Linked DNA regions of Homo sapiens: all the other regions are linked to region 2. Evidence: chromatin loops called from intact Hi-C (ENCODE). Cell type or tissue: heart left ventricle. All regions are shown on one strand. Links, peaks and the distances in the headings refer to the core of each region. The heading gives the core; the rest is flanking DNA.

What was found. Hi-C counts contacts between places; a loop is a spot of excess contacts. Peaks named below come from ENCODE experiments on the same cell type or tissue, not always from the same donor. Only the 100,000 strongest peaks of a DNase experiment are listed, where the experiment ranks them.
Region 1: a loop joins it to region 2, with 2.2 times the contacts of the local background. A loop is called at or near these places in 2 of 110 quality-filtered maps.
Region 3: a loop joins it to region 2, with 2.8 times the contacts of the local background. A loop is called at or near these places in 56 of 110 quality-filtered maps.

Annotation. Positions count from the first base shown.
Region 1 is chr1:184,612,755-184,617,771 of GRCh38, reverse strand. The region is part of intron 5 of C1orf21 (chromosome 1 open reading frame 21); the gene reads right to left. All of the region lies in intron 2 of LOC107985236 (a long non-coding RNA gene), which reads left to right. Among named protein-coding and RNA genes, the nearest start is that of EDEM3, 140 kb to the left of the region's middle. In heart left ventricle, for the core only: no CTCF peak of the experiment used is centred there; no DNase peak of the experiment used is centred there.
Region 2 is chr1:184,561,388-184,566,404 of GRCh38, reverse strand. The region is part of intron 3 of C1orf21 (chromosome 1 open reading frame 21); the gene reads right to left. Among named protein-coding and RNA genes, the nearest start is that of C1orf21, 180 kb to the right of the region's middle. In heart left ventricle, for the core only: CTCF peaks have their summits at 2,698 and 2,898; no DNase peak of the experiment used is centred there; H3K27ac peaks cover 1,547 bases.
Region 3 is chr1:184,082,309-184,087,325 of GRCh38, reverse strand. It overlaps a transcript of TSEN15 not described here. Among named protein-coding and RNA genes, the nearest start is that of TSEN15, 33 kb to the right of the region's middle. In heart left ventricle, for the core only: no CTCF peak of the experiment used is centred there; no DNase peak of the experiment used is centred there.

The DNA.
Region 1 (5,017 bases), core at 322-4,321, 52 kb before region 2:
TCCTCCATCATCAGATTGCTAACTCCCACCCCTACCGCTTGCAGAGTGTCTGAGTCCAGTGTCATCTCTAGGCTTGTTTTACTTGCTGCACAAAACCTCTCCTGAGCAGAGAAGCTGGGTAACCAGTCTTCCTGACATAAGGAGTGTGTACTTGCCAGTCATCCCATGGGCAGCCTCCCTGGTGACACTGCCCAAGCAGATGCCATCCCTAGCCTTGGCCCAGAACACTCAGGAGACATGCTCTGAGTCACACACTGGAGAGCTAGAAAGAACTTAAAGGTGCCTGGCCACTGGGGATTTATTTTTTAATCTGGGGAACAAGACACATACAAATGTATCCACACAATGCCATAAATATCAGATGATGCTCTCCACAGATCCCCAACTCACGAGGCTCTGAGAGGTAACTTACAAATGGACCCAAGTATTCAGGTGGAGAGGAAAGGTAGGGCTCATGGAGTTTTCCTGAAGGTTTTATTAGGAAAGGAAAGTGGACATCTCCAGTGTATATATGTACATATACACTGTTGTTTGACAGCGCACAAATTGCTGGGCTTTGGTTTCCTGGGGATAATCACGGTCTCCATCCCATAGGGTTATGGTCAGGATTAAATGGAAAAAAATATAGTGTCTGGCAAGTAGTCAATAAATGTTAGCTAATGCTACTATTACTACTACTGCTACTATTATTGTAATTGTTGTTATTATAAACTCTGTGTTTGTTCAGTCCCCCTGGCAGGGGAATAGGGACCTCCTCCCTTAGTGGCTGTCAGGTGAGTAAGGACTATGACCATAAGCTGTCATCTGATAGGTGTCAGGGAACTCTTCCTCCCACCTCAGCCTTGCACTCCAGACAGGCCAGAAACCGATGTACATGAATAAAACTTCTACGGCAGAAACCGAAGTCCCTCTACTACCTGTGACTAAATGAGGCCTCAAATCAAAGCAAAGTCTCAGCCAGCCAATGTGGAGTTTAGAGGGTGCTTCATCCATGAGGAAGAACGTGGAAGGAATGGCAGACAGATACACACACACACACACACACGTGCACACAACACACATACACACGTGTGCACACACAAGCACACACACGTGCACACATGCACACACATGCATACATGAAAGGTGGTGTTCTCATTGTCTTCAATTTGGTAAATGAGTTTCTGGGTTATGTAGTAGAAGGACCATTTCAAACCACAGTAAAGGCTCCCCAACCCCACCTTTTGAGGGACAAATACAATATAAACCTTCTTTGTAAACACAGGACTCTGCAACTTTCATTTCCCAAGCATTGGCTACTCTGAAATTATTATCATTACTAAACAAAGGAGCAAGAAAACAGCATTAGCTGCTTTGCAGATATTATTTTACGTACTATTTATATCAGTCCTGCAAGGCAAAGAGTGAAGCCCTAATGCTTGCGGGGGAAGCTCAGAGAAGCGCAAGCCCACAGGGCTGCTCCTTGCCTTTGTTACAACTGCAGTGATTTGGTAACTAAATTCAAATTCAATTCAGCTTCATTTTTATTATCACCTGTTTCAGCAGCACTGAGAAGCAACTTCTTTGGTAACAAACTTTGAAATCAAAACACATTGAAAGTAAGATATGGCCATAAACCATATGGCCATCCAGTGCCGTTCTAAGAAAGGAGACCTGAGAATGGTGATTACCAGAGGCGATTACCTTGTGCAAAGGATAGTAGGCTTGGGGCAAGGATGAAGAGGGGATGGTTAAGAAGGAATACATTCTAGTGTTCAACAGCACAGTAGGGTGACTAGAGTTAGTAGTAATATATTGTATATTTCAAAGTAGTGAGAAGATTTGAAATGTTTCCAACACAAAGAAATGATAACTCTTGGGTATGATACATATACTAAGTACCCTGATTTGACCATTACACACTGTATGCATGTATCAAAATACCACATGTACCCTATAAATACGTACAATTACTATATGCCATTTTAAAAATAAATAAGTAAATAAAAATAAAGGGGATTTGAGAGAATTGTCATTGGAGGGGCCCCATCTCAGCATCACAGGGGACCCCATCTGCACACTGGCCCTACTGGGCAGGACAGGGAGCCTGCTTCTGTAGCATGACTTCATGTCTCATTTAATTTTTAAAGAACTGTGCCAAAAAGAGAACCTGAAGACCTTCAGCTGTCAGAAAGCAGGAAGTGGGAGCCGGGTTTGGGAGATACACAGCAATTCTTCGCAGAAGTATGCCCTTCCCCCTTAAAGGAACCCCAAATGGAAGTCTTTGTCAGGATGCGTTACTCAATTAGAACTGGAGGATCTTAGTCACAATCCCACCCTTGTGCAAAGGACACACTGAAAGCTGCAGAGAGCAAGATCCCTAGGAGGCCCTCGAAAGCTGGGAGAACAGAAACTCCTAGTGATGGTGACAAAGAAGGCTTGTTTGAAAGAACCATGAGTGCCTTCGGGTGCAGACTCAAAAAACCCCAAGGAACCTTTGCCTACCAAAATTTTTCCGACCACACCCTACTCTGTGTAGAGGCTTCCACGTCTTCTTCAGTTATCTGTATTATTATCCTCCTGGAAGTGTAAGTTGATGTCAGTGCAGAACACACATTTCTAAGGTTCTAGTGTAAGGGGTTTTTGTTTGTTGAAGTGTGTCTATAAGAATTAGAAGTACTAAGGAAAGGACATCATCCTAATTTTAAATCCTGCTAGTTTAAAGAGCAACAGCTCAAAGAGTGACTTTAAGAAACTGTTCCTCCAATGTGCCTAACGTACTTTTCCTCCACAGGTTTAAAATAGACAAATAGTCTAGGCCAGGGGTCCCTAGTCCCCAAGCCATGGACCGCTACTGGTCCATGGCCTGTTAGGAATTAGGCCACACAGCATGAAGTGAGCGACAGGCGAGTGAGTGAAGCTGAGCTCTGCCTCCTGTCAGATCAGCGGCAGCATCAGATTCTCATAGGAGCACGAACACTACTGTGAACCGTGCATGTGAGGGATCTAGGTTGTGTGCTCCTTATGAGAATCCAATGCCTGATGATCTGTCAGTGTCTCCCACCATCCCCAGATGGGACCATCTTGTTGCAGGAAAACAAGCTCAAGGCTCCCACTGATTCTACATTATGGTGAATATGTAATAACAGAAATTAAGTGCACAATAAATGTAATGTGCTTGAATCATCCTGAAACCACCCCCACCCCGCCCCACCCAACTCCCCATCCATGGAAAAATTGTCTTCCACAAAACCAGTCCCTGGTGCCAGAAAGGTTGGGGACTGCTGGTCTAGGCCTTGCCATTCAGTGTCAGGTATGATTCATCATATATGTTTTTAGTATGTTTCTATAGACATGTATGCATTCAGCCCAATACACACATCCCTCAGACATGTAACAATCAGTGTGAACTGAGTATTCTCCCACTGGAGTAGACTAGATGAAAGTGACTGAGAGGAAGTGTTGAATCTGTTTCTCCATCTGTAAAATGGGGACAATAAAACCTAACTTGCAGAGTTGTGGGAATTAAGCATATACATGAAAGTGTTTAGCAAAGCTAGGCACATGGTAGGTGCTTAATAAATTATAGCTCTTACAATGATACTGAAAAATGAGACCAACTGGTCCAACAGAAAATAAAACTGTCTAGGTGAGAAATGGGGCCCACATCTCAATCAGTCAGTTCACATTCAGATCCTCAAAGAAGCCAAGTACCAAAGGGCCTCGGTGCTTCTCACTCTGTCCTGGCTGGCTTCTCCTGCTCCCATCTCTTTATTTTTATTTCTTCAGAGAGAGTCTTGCTCTGCCACCCAGGCTGGAGTGCAGTGGCATGATCTCAGCTCACTGCAACCTCCACCTCCCAGGTTCAAGCAATTTTCCTTCCTCAGCCTCCCAAGTAGCTGGGATTTCCCTGTAGTTGCCCTAGGGAGAAACAGTCTCTTCCCTTCTCAGTGGTCCTTCCATCGCACCATCATGTTGTATAGAATTTTAGGCAAAATGTTTGCCTCCCTTACTGAGGGGGAAAACATGTTTCTTGTCCATCTTTGTATTTTGGGTACCTAATGGAGTCCTCGTGTGGCCCATATCCAAGGGTTGTGAACACTCTGGCTTTGGAGGGAAGCAGTGCTGGGGTGTGGGGGTAGCAGGGTGGAGGCTGTTAAATGGTATTACACAGAAAGTGTCCTGGTACTTTAGTAAGGGAAGAAAACCATCAACGTTTTGCACATCATAATGGAAGATGCAGCCTTTTTAAACAACACAACTGATAATAAGTTTTGAGCAAAACTATGCACACAGAATAGGGCATAGGCCCTGTTACATGAATAGCTTGGAACTTAGGAGAGGGGCAACAGGACTGCAAAGAGAGGCAACCAAAGTTGATACTAGAATCCCACTGTCCATTATTCATTATTTGTATTTATTTAAGTACAGTTGTCTCTGCTTATCCATGGGGGATTTGTTCCAAAATCACCAGTGGATGCCTGAAACCTCAGAGAGTACTGAACTCTACATATACTATATTTTTCCTACACATACGTACCTAACTATATAAATTAGGCTCACACCTGTAAGCCCAGCACTTTGGGAGGCCGAGGTGGGTGGATCACTTGAGGTCAAGAGTTCGAGACCAGCCTGACCAACATGGTGAAACCCCATCTCTACTAAAAATACAAAAATTAGCTGGGCGTGGTGGCGTGCGCCTGTAATCCCAGCTACTCGGGAGGCTGAGACTGCAGATCACTTGAACTCAGGAGGTGGAGGTTGCAGTGAGTCAAGATCGTGCCACTGCACACCAGACTGGGTGACAGAGTGAAACTCTGTCTCAAAAGAAAAAAAAAGGAAGGAAAAGGAAAAAGAATTAGGCACAGCAAGAGAGTAACAACAGTAACAACTAATAATAGAACAATTCTAATAATATACTATAATAAAAGTTATGTGAATGTGTTCTCTCTCTCTCAAAATATCTTAGTGTACTATACTCACCCTTCTTCTTGTTGACTCTGGGTAACTGAAACAGTGGATAAAGGGGACTACTAAT
Region 2 (5,017 bases), core at 509-4,508:
TCACTACTCTTCTTTAGGCTCTGAATTGAAGCGTGTCACTTGGTTTCTTCATGCCTTAATGTCTCCAACCTGCAAAATCGAGGCAGCAAACCAAAAGGGCAGCAGATGGCCCAGTTTACTGTGGCGGGGAAAGAGTCATTTCCTGTTGAGCAGGGCACTTCTACTACTCCCTGGCACATGCAGCCAACCTGGGGGCAGGTACGGCAGAACGTGGGGCTCCTCCCAGTGCCAGTATAGCAGCTGGCCTGGGCACCTCGACTCCTATCGGGAAGTACCCTTCCCTACTTTGCTGGGGGATCTTCTTTTGAGACCTTCCTCAAAAGCATTCATAACCCTAATCCACAATTTTAAACAACGTACAACAAAAGTTGGAAGTTCTCACCCCCATCCTCCCCTAAGCTTCCCCTCCCCTTTTAATATATTATCTCTTTCATTCCATCCATTAAATGTCCTCTCCTTATTTTTATACTCAAAAATCAACATTAAACAGAAAATTTACATACACAGATTGGTTAAAATATTTACTTGTAGATTTATAAATAGTCTGCAGTCCCAAGGACAATTGGCCATGTAATCTATTGAACAACAGTGATCTGTATAAGTTTGGTCACAATGGAAAACTACAGATCCTGTAAAGGTTTAATATGCAGGACTTTAATAATGTGTAATTTCACACATGCAGGGCCTTTTACATGCCTGTGGACTTTGAGAATTCAGAGGAAACTGACTTCGTGAGAGAAATATGGTACTTGGCTTGTTTATAATTCCAATGCCAATCCACTTTACAGGGGGACACCCCAAATAATTTTCCAGTTGAAGGTAATAAAGTCATACTACAAACTGAAAGCAATCATAGGAACTGGAATGAATGTGATGACCTTTCTGGAGAAGCACCAGTGTTCAGAAAAGAGGTGCATGGTGAGGTCTAGAGAACCAGGGCTCTGAAGGTGGCCAGATCTTTAAAAGCTAGACTCTGCCACTTAATGTTTCTAAAGTCTGTAAGTAACTTAAACTCTTAGAGCCTTAGTTTCTTAATCTGTAGACTGAAGATAACAGAATTTCTCTCATAAAACACTATTATTATATCAAATGAGATTAAGTAAGATAGTGCAAGTACCTGGAACATGGTGGATATTCAATAATTCTTAGATACTATTAATTATCCTCATGAATAATATCAGAATACAATATTGTTCTGTTCTAAATTTATTATGTGTGTGCATATGTGTGTGCACACACTTCTGAAAAGTAACCAGGTCAACCTCAGAGTCTTGTCCTGAAATACTTTTTTGTTCTAACATCATGAGGTTTGACAGCAAGGATGGCACTTTTAAGGGTAGTCTAGTCTAGCCCTTCATTTTACATCAGTGGTAACTAACGTCTAGAGAGAGTAAAGGACTTGATGAAGTTCATACTGTTAGTGGCATAATTAAAGCCTATCCTTTGATCCAGGTCTCCTTCCTTTCTACTGTGGAACTTCTGTAGGTAGCAGAACGAAAACAGGTGAATTTTCAAACCTCACCTTCTAATTCTGGACTGTGTGCCGTGTAAGCAGCAGGTGAAACATGGCAGAGGTGACTCGCTGTGTCCTGTGATAGCTGAATTAGAAAAGACCCCAGCTAAGGTTTCCAGAGATCCCTAGTGCTAGCAATTCCTGAGCCTCTGGTTCATTCTACATATAACTGGCTTTCTTGGGTTTGCTAAGAAATGCAACTCTTCACTCTCTCAGCTTTCCAATTTACAGAATGTTATAGTATTATTGTCTCCTGTTCTCTTAGCCTTAGAGAATTATTATTATTAGGCCAGGTGTGGTGGCTCACACCTGTAATCCCAGCACTTTGGGAGGCTGAGGCTGGATCACTTGAGGTCAGGAGTTCAAGACCAGCCTGGCCAACATGGTGAAACCTGGTCTCTACTAAAAATACAAAAATCAGCCGGGCATGGTGGTGCATTCCTGTAGTCCCAACTACTTGGGAGGCTGAGGCAGGAGATCACTTGAACCTGGGAGGCGCAGGTTGCAGTGAGCTGAGATCACGCCATTGCTCTCCAGCCTGGGCATCAGAGCAAGACTTTGTCTCAAAATAAATAAATAAGTAAATAAGGAGAATTATTATTATTATTCTGTAAGACCAACAGCTGTGTTCTATCTCTTCTACCTAGTCCAGTCTAGGTATTTTGCATATATATTCTAACTCTAGAGTAGTAAGCAGTAGTTGTTATTATTACTTCTAGTTAGAAATGAGGAAACCAAGTTTCAGCAATTTGCCTAAGGTCTCTCAGAGGGTTTGAATTCAGGTATCTCCAATGTCAGAGCGCAGGCTGTAGATCCTGACCTCATTCAAGCATCCACGGTGAAATAATGCTAACAATGACTGTTGATCACCTCTGAGAATTCACTTTGTGCATAGTAACCACAACAGCCTTACGATATAAGTACTATTAGCATTTCTTGATTTTATAGAGGAGGAAACTAGGTCACAGAGTGGTTAAACTGCTCAAGAGCCCAAACCCCTGAGACTGTGTTCCTAAAATTCACCAGACAGTTAAATATTCTCTGTCCACCTTGTGGATTTCCACAATCTTCTTTAAGAACTTCCCCCAACCTTGTATTTTCTTTCCTAGATGGCTTGTTCCAAAAGAAAACAGAAATCTCCTCGAACCAGCCAACCAAAGCAGCGACAATGGATAGAGGATAGCCAGAGTTCAAGTAAAATCATTTTGAAAATATTTTCACAAGAAATCATTTTGCTAGATTACACTATTCTCTGCTTATAATTACCTTCAGACATTCAATTCAGGAATAATGTCAAGAAGGTGCCCATGTAACTAGACATGTAAAAAATGATAACTAGAATTTGCTTTCTAGTCTGACGGCCTGAAATTATGTATGCTAGGGGGAGCTGTTGAACAATTTTAAGGTTTTTATCCATTTGGTATTTTTAGAGTTGCATGTGGTAGTGCTTTGGGGTAGGATGAGCTTGTAATTTTTAATTAAAACCCATTTAACCTCAGCTTGGTAACTTTTAACCAACACAATGTTTTGCTGCAGAAGACATTTTAAAATAAGTTGTATTCATTACATGTGCAGTTAATTTTTATTCATGCAGAAGCATTTATCACCCATTGTTTTTTCTCCTATCACATTTAAGAACTTGATTAAAAGATAACACAACATAGGTGTTAAACCTAAAGAAAGAGGCAGTGTCTCTAGAGCATTATTGATGATGGTAAGATGTGCATCTCATAGTAGTTAACAGAATCTCTAATATAGAGGAAGCAAAGAACCAAAACCTTGGCAATCAGGAAATCTTAGCTCTAACTCTCTTGCTCCACAATTCAGCTAAATGACCTAAGTACTTGTTAATAAATCATGATGCAGAAAATACACAGGACTAGGAAGGTTAGAAAGCAGAGCACCACTTATGCTGAACTGACACAACTTTGGTCATGTAGGCTCAGTCAAAAATAGAAAATGTGATGTAAACATAAAAGGTCACACAATAGGCAGAACTACCCCAAAGTCTATATAATTAGGAATTAAGCACACGTGCAAATATATATCCTTCTCTGAACTTTCATTAGTGGTCTACAAAATTACTTGTTGTAGAACAGTGCCTACATCTACACAAAATAATTTTAGTAGTAAATGCTTAAATTTTTTGAATGAATAAAGATGATCAAGTCCAGCAGTTACAAGTTTGCAGCACTTTTAATACTTGCTTCTTAAAAGAAAATGAAGAAGAATCATTCGTGTGTGCTGAAAGGCGCTGTGTAGACAAATGACAATTTACCAAGATATCACTATGTTGCCTTAATTATTCCCTCGATGCTTCATACATTGCTTCTCCCGTATGGGGTGAATGACTTGAAGTAGGAGGCAATGTCTTTACACGCTGCTCAGATATTTCATGCAGCTGCTAGGGCTGTGCCAGGCAAAAGGAACTCAGTGAACACTTGTTGACTGATAAACTGTGCAGATGAAAATGTGAGCTACTTCCTATGTAGTTTATCCAAGTTTATGGGAACATTCCTGTGGTACGGGGAGAGATATTGCTATATAACTGCTGTTTAAAAGGTGGAGTGAACAACCTAACACCATTTGTTATAATTTACTCTTTGAAAATTACTAAGTCAAATATAATTTTTTTCTTTCCATTCTCAAGTCCAGGAAAATTGTTGCTTATGATTAGAAGATCTGACAGCTGCTGGAACACTGGGGCAAAGGGGTTTTCCTGCTTTCCATGAAAATATGTGAGTTACTCCATGTACTAGTTTTCTAGAACCATTTAGTTTGTTCTTAGAAATAGCTTACAGCAGCATCCACAACACATAGGTCCTTTTGCAGTTGGCAACAATGAAACTACTATTCTGGTACACGGGCTAAAAAAAGAAAACCTAAAAAAGGCCTTTTGGTGGGTGAAAAATGATCTTAGATAATTTTAAAAAAGAAAGAAAGAAAACTGGGGGTGGGGGGAAGTGCCCAAAGGAACATGTTTTTAAAAACCCCACTTTGGGAGGCCAAGGTGGGCGGATCATGATGTCAGGAGTTCGAGACCAGCCTGGCCAAGAGACTAGCCTGGCCAATATGGTGAAACCCCGTCTCTACTAAAAATACAAAAATTAGCCAGGCATGGTGGTGGGCGCCTGTAATCCCGCCTACTTGGGAGGCTGAGGCAGGAGAATTACTTGATCCCGGAAGGTGTAGTTTGCAGTGAGCCGAAGATCACACCATCGCATTCCAGCCTGGGCAACAGAGCCAGACTCTGACTCAAAACAAACAAACAAACAAACAACCCTAGAAACATACCTGTTCAACAAAGTCAGACTTTTGGAATCAAAAGTTGCTTTTCAGGGAGCAACTTAAAAAGATTTAGGAGAGAAAACACTTTGAGAGGTACTGGGGCTAAGGCACATGATCTGAGTATGTCCTTTGATTCAAATCTACTGATCCTAAAATGCCAGGTCTTGGCTTTATCTCATCACTGACAGCACACTGTCATCCAGATAAAGTCTATCT
Region 3 (5,017 bases), core at 322-4,321, 480 kb after region 2:
TTTCAAAGAGATAGTAAAAAGAAAAAAGAGTCTAAAATATCTCGTTAATAATTTTTATATTGGTTATGCATTGAAATGAAAATATTTGCATATATAGAGCTAAAAGCATATTATTAAAATTATGTATTTTCTTTTTAACATCTTTTAGTGTGGCTACTAGAAAATTTTAAATTACATATGTGGCTTGCATTATGTTCTAGATGTTTTCCTCATCATACCTTTCTACCCTCCATCCTGCTAAACACCAGGCATGCTAAATGACTGACAGTTTCCTACAGTAATCCATAGTATCTAGAATTTTATACAGTCCCTTTTAAGTGAAAATTAAAATGGCCTTAACTATCACACCCCATCCCACCTGTGATGGTTTTAAGATATTATCCATAAATCCTTTTGATACTCCCCCCTTTCAAAAGGTAAACTTGAATACACCTCCCCCTAGTATGGACTAGACTTGGCAACTTGCTTCTAATGAACAGAATAAAGCAGAAGCATCAGTGTGTGTGCTCCAGGATTAGGTCATCAAAGGTGTTGGATCTTCTCTCTCTCGTGCTCTCTCTAGCTCTCTCTCACTCTCTCTTGCTCTCCCTCTCTCTCACTCTGGTCATTCGCTCTGAGTGAAGCCAGCTGTAGTATCATGAGGAGACCCAAGGTGTCCTGTAGAGAGATCCACATGGCAAGAAAGCAAGGCCTTCTCCTGCCAACAGCCATGTGAGTGAGCTATCTTGGAAGTGGATCCTCCAGCCCCAGTCAAGCCTTCAGATAATGGAAGCCCTAGCTAATATCTTCATGGAAACCTCATGAGAGACCCTGAGCCAAAAAGCTGCTCCCAAATTTCTGAACCACAAAAACTATTGTTTTAAGTAGCTGAGCTTTGGGATAATTTGTCACACAGCAATAGATTACTAATATACCATCCATACCCTATATCTTCCCCACCCCAACTTCCACCCAAGAACAGGAAGAGAGAAGAGAAGCTGCTAAGAACTCTAACTTAGTTTTGCCTACTTAGATGTCAAGATTTGATTCAAAGTCATCTCCTTTATGAAGCCTTTCATCAGAAACCCCAACCAATTCCCATGTGTCCATAACATTTTTTTAAAATTTAGAAATATTTTAATACATTTTGAACTTTGTGTCTTAACTAAACACATATTTTCTGTTTTGAACTTTCCAAAAATGTTTTTTTCTGAATATAAAAGTGATAAATACACATGGCAGAAGCTTTGGAATAATCTAAAAAGAAGAGAATTTAAATAATCTGAAGTGCAACCCCACTGAGGAAAACACTGTTGATATTGTTCATGTCCCTCTTTGCATACATTTTGTATAGATAAGAATATATTTCATATACAGTTTTGCATTCCTCTTTTCTCATGCAATGACCTCACCTCTCAGTTCCTTGACTAGTCCTGACTTGACTAGTCAGTACTACTCAGTTCTCAGACAGAACTACTCAGTTCCTTGACTAGTACTGACTTGACTAGTACTGAACTTGACTAGTACTGACTCCTGGGTCAAACTCTAGTCTATACCCTTACTACTCAAAATGTGGTCCATGGACCAGCTGCACTGACATCATCAGACAACTTGTTAGAAATGCAAAATTTCAGATCCCATCATGGTCTAAACTCAGGACATTTGCACTTGCTGTTCCCTTTGCCCGCAAGGCTGGTCCTCTAGTTATTTGCATGACTCCCACCCTCACTGCATTCTGGTCTCTGCTCAAATGTCACCTGCAGAGAAAAGCCATTCTTGGTCACCCTAACTAAAATTGCATTCCTGTCACACTCTATCCCCATACCCTGCTTTATGTTCTTCATAGCATTTGTCATCACTTGACATTATTTTATGTGTATTCATTTGTTTATTTTCTTCCACAAATATTTGTGGAACACCCACTATGTATCAGACACTGTTCTAACTTCTGGGAATATAGAAGGGAACAAAATAAGGTCCTTATATCCCCCACTGTAATATAGGCATGCTTATACAACTACAAATTGCTAGTTATTATTTCATGTTTTTTAATTTATTCATTCCTTCAAGAGACCTAATCCCCACCATCAACAGAAGGCTCCTTGCCATATCCCATGACTTAAATGCACCCTGAACATTCCCCCTTCTCTTTTAGAGAGAACTTTTCAATGTGCTTTTGTGCTGTGCTAAGTTTAACTTCTTTTCAGTCCTAATGAATTGCCCCAGTACAGCTTCCCTGCAGTGGAAATTTCCCTTATTTGATATAAGTCTCCCACTGCATAGCTGGTGTTTATCTTATTCCTATGCAATTTATCTAAACCTAAAGGATCCCCCAAAGTGAGACCAAAAAAAAAAAGTGTTATCATCACCATCACCATTAGCAGCAGCAACAGCAGCAGCAAGATCAGGCCTGAGAAATTTTTCAAAGGGTAAAATTGTCCCCCCATCTTTTCCTTTACCTTTGCCGTGGTTTGAATGTTTGTCCCCTCCAGACCCATGTTGAAATTTAATTGCCATTGTAGTAGTATTAACAGGTGGGATATTTAAGAGGTGATTAGACCATGAGGGCTCCACCCTCATGGGCAGGATTGGTGCCATTATAAAGGGCTAATTTGACTCCTCTTGATCTCTCTTTCCCTTCTGCCTTCTGCCATAAGATAAAGCAAGCAGGCCCTTGCCAGATGCTGGACCCTTGATCTTAAGCTTCCCAGTGTCAAGAAATGTGAGCTAATAAATTTCTGTTCATTATAAATTACCCAGTCTCTGATATTCTGTTACAGAATAACAGAAAATTAAAATGCTCTTTAACTATCACACCCCATCCCACCTGTGATGGTTTTAAGATATTATCCATAAATCAAAAGGATTTATGGATAATAATCAAAAGGATTTATGGATAATAATCAAAAGGATTTATGGATAATATCTTAAAACCATCATAGGTGGGATGGGGTGTGATAGTTAGAATAACAGAATATCAAACAACAAAATGGACTAAGACTACCTTCTTCATACCCTGCTAAACATCTAGGTCCTACTCCTTGGAGGACTGGCTCTCAGCTAGTTATCATGTATTCTCTCCCAAGGTGGCAACCTGCACATCAATGGGAAGAGTTTGGAGGCTGCAAAGGGAAGGATCATTGATAGATTATTGTATGCTGGGCTTCATTTATCCTCACATAACCATTTCAATGTGTGAGGAAAACACAACCCTGGAAGGACACACTTTGTCCTTCATTTTACAGATGAGAAACTGAGACTCAGGGAGATTACACAACTGTCCCATGTCACTGTTGGTTTTCTGAAGTCAAAACTCTGCCTTGCAAGTCTCTTGGGCCTCAAAAATTCAAAGGAGCACAATTCTAATGGTGGATTAATAAGGCCCATGATGGGAGGAATATGTTGTTGTTGTTTTTAACAGGGGTAGAGGTGGAAGAGGGTGATGAGCGTGAGGGTGAGAAGGAAAGATCTATGTGGCAAAATCTTTCAATTATAGGATCACCAAAATAAAGAGCTAGAGGGGATCACAGATAGTATCTGCACCAACTCCTTTCATTTTGTGGGAGTGGAACATTATGGTCCAAAGTGGATGAATTCTATTCATTTATATCTAAACAATAGAGAATGTACAATCCAGAAAAAAGCAACATTCTTGGTTATATTTATAGGAACCAAGTTTTCTAATGATCTCACTTGGGATGGGAGAAGAGATGACCAATTTTTCACCCAATATTCAAAACCACAGCATCCCCATCTGTGGTCATCAACAGAAGTACAATCCACAATAATTGTATAATTATGTGAGAGGAATTACCATTTCTAAGTAGAGTTTCCAAATTTAGCAGTGTTTACATGCCTTCATTTCCCCAAAAAATGTTGAATAAATAAATGCATAGGTTTGGCATAGGAAAGGATGTGTAATCAAATAATAAGTAAACTTATCAGGCAGATATATTTTGTTTATAAATCCTTATTTTGATTTCTCAGAACTCTAAGGCAAGGGATCAAAATATAAGGGATCTTGTAGCATAAGCATGCTTACAAAAGAAAATCGCATGGGATGGTGATTTGTCTCACAGCCTGAGGTACATGAAGCTCTGCTTTCTGTACAAAGTGGACAGGGCAGAAAAGCAGCTGGTCCTTGCCCTGCCACTGGAATGGCAGGAATTGGATGGGGTGGGTAGTAGTCCATTTATGAATATTTGAATGCAATCAAATAAGACTTCTATTGAGCTTCTACTCTGTATCAAATACTGCATTATCATTAGGTGGGATGTAAGCTGATAGATAAGATAAAATGTACCCTCAGAAAATTAAATAGGTCTTGTGAGTATCAATATGAATTTTAATGACAATTAACACCTTCTGTTTGTGAATGTAACTGGATAATTTTTGATATATTAACTGATATATTTTCCCTTTTCAGTAATTCTTGTTCCCTGTGAACTTTTTCCCATACAGGCTTTCTTGGCACACTGCCTCAGGAACAGGATTATGCTACAGAACAAAAAGAGCAAATTCTTGGCTTTTGAATTCCAAAATCTAAAATCTTGGCAAAAACAATATGTTTAGAAGGAAAATTGATCTGGAAATGGTCGGCATCAGTTTTTCCTACCCCTAAGACAAAATAAACCTAGGGGAAAAAACCTGTTGGGGATAAAAAGTAGCAAAAGTGGAAGAGTTAGAACCTTGAACTGGTCATGGAGCAGACACCTGTGGTCCGTGCCCTCCGCTCTGACCCCAAAAGTTGCTGGTGCAGAGGAGAGACAATAGACGCTCCAAAGGAAATAAAGGAAATGAAAGGGAATATGGCCAGCACCCACTCCTACCCTATACCCCCTACTGCTGCCTCCAGGCCCAGGTAAAGCTCCACATACTCCACATATCTCAGACTCTTAGGATCTTTCTTCAACATGCTATGAAGACAGCAGAGAAGCACATATGGCTGGGAAAGTGTATCTAGATGGAGAGGACCCAAAACAGCCTGAAAGTTCCCCAACATGTCCCTGGAGTTCAGGACCAGACCAAATATTTTCCA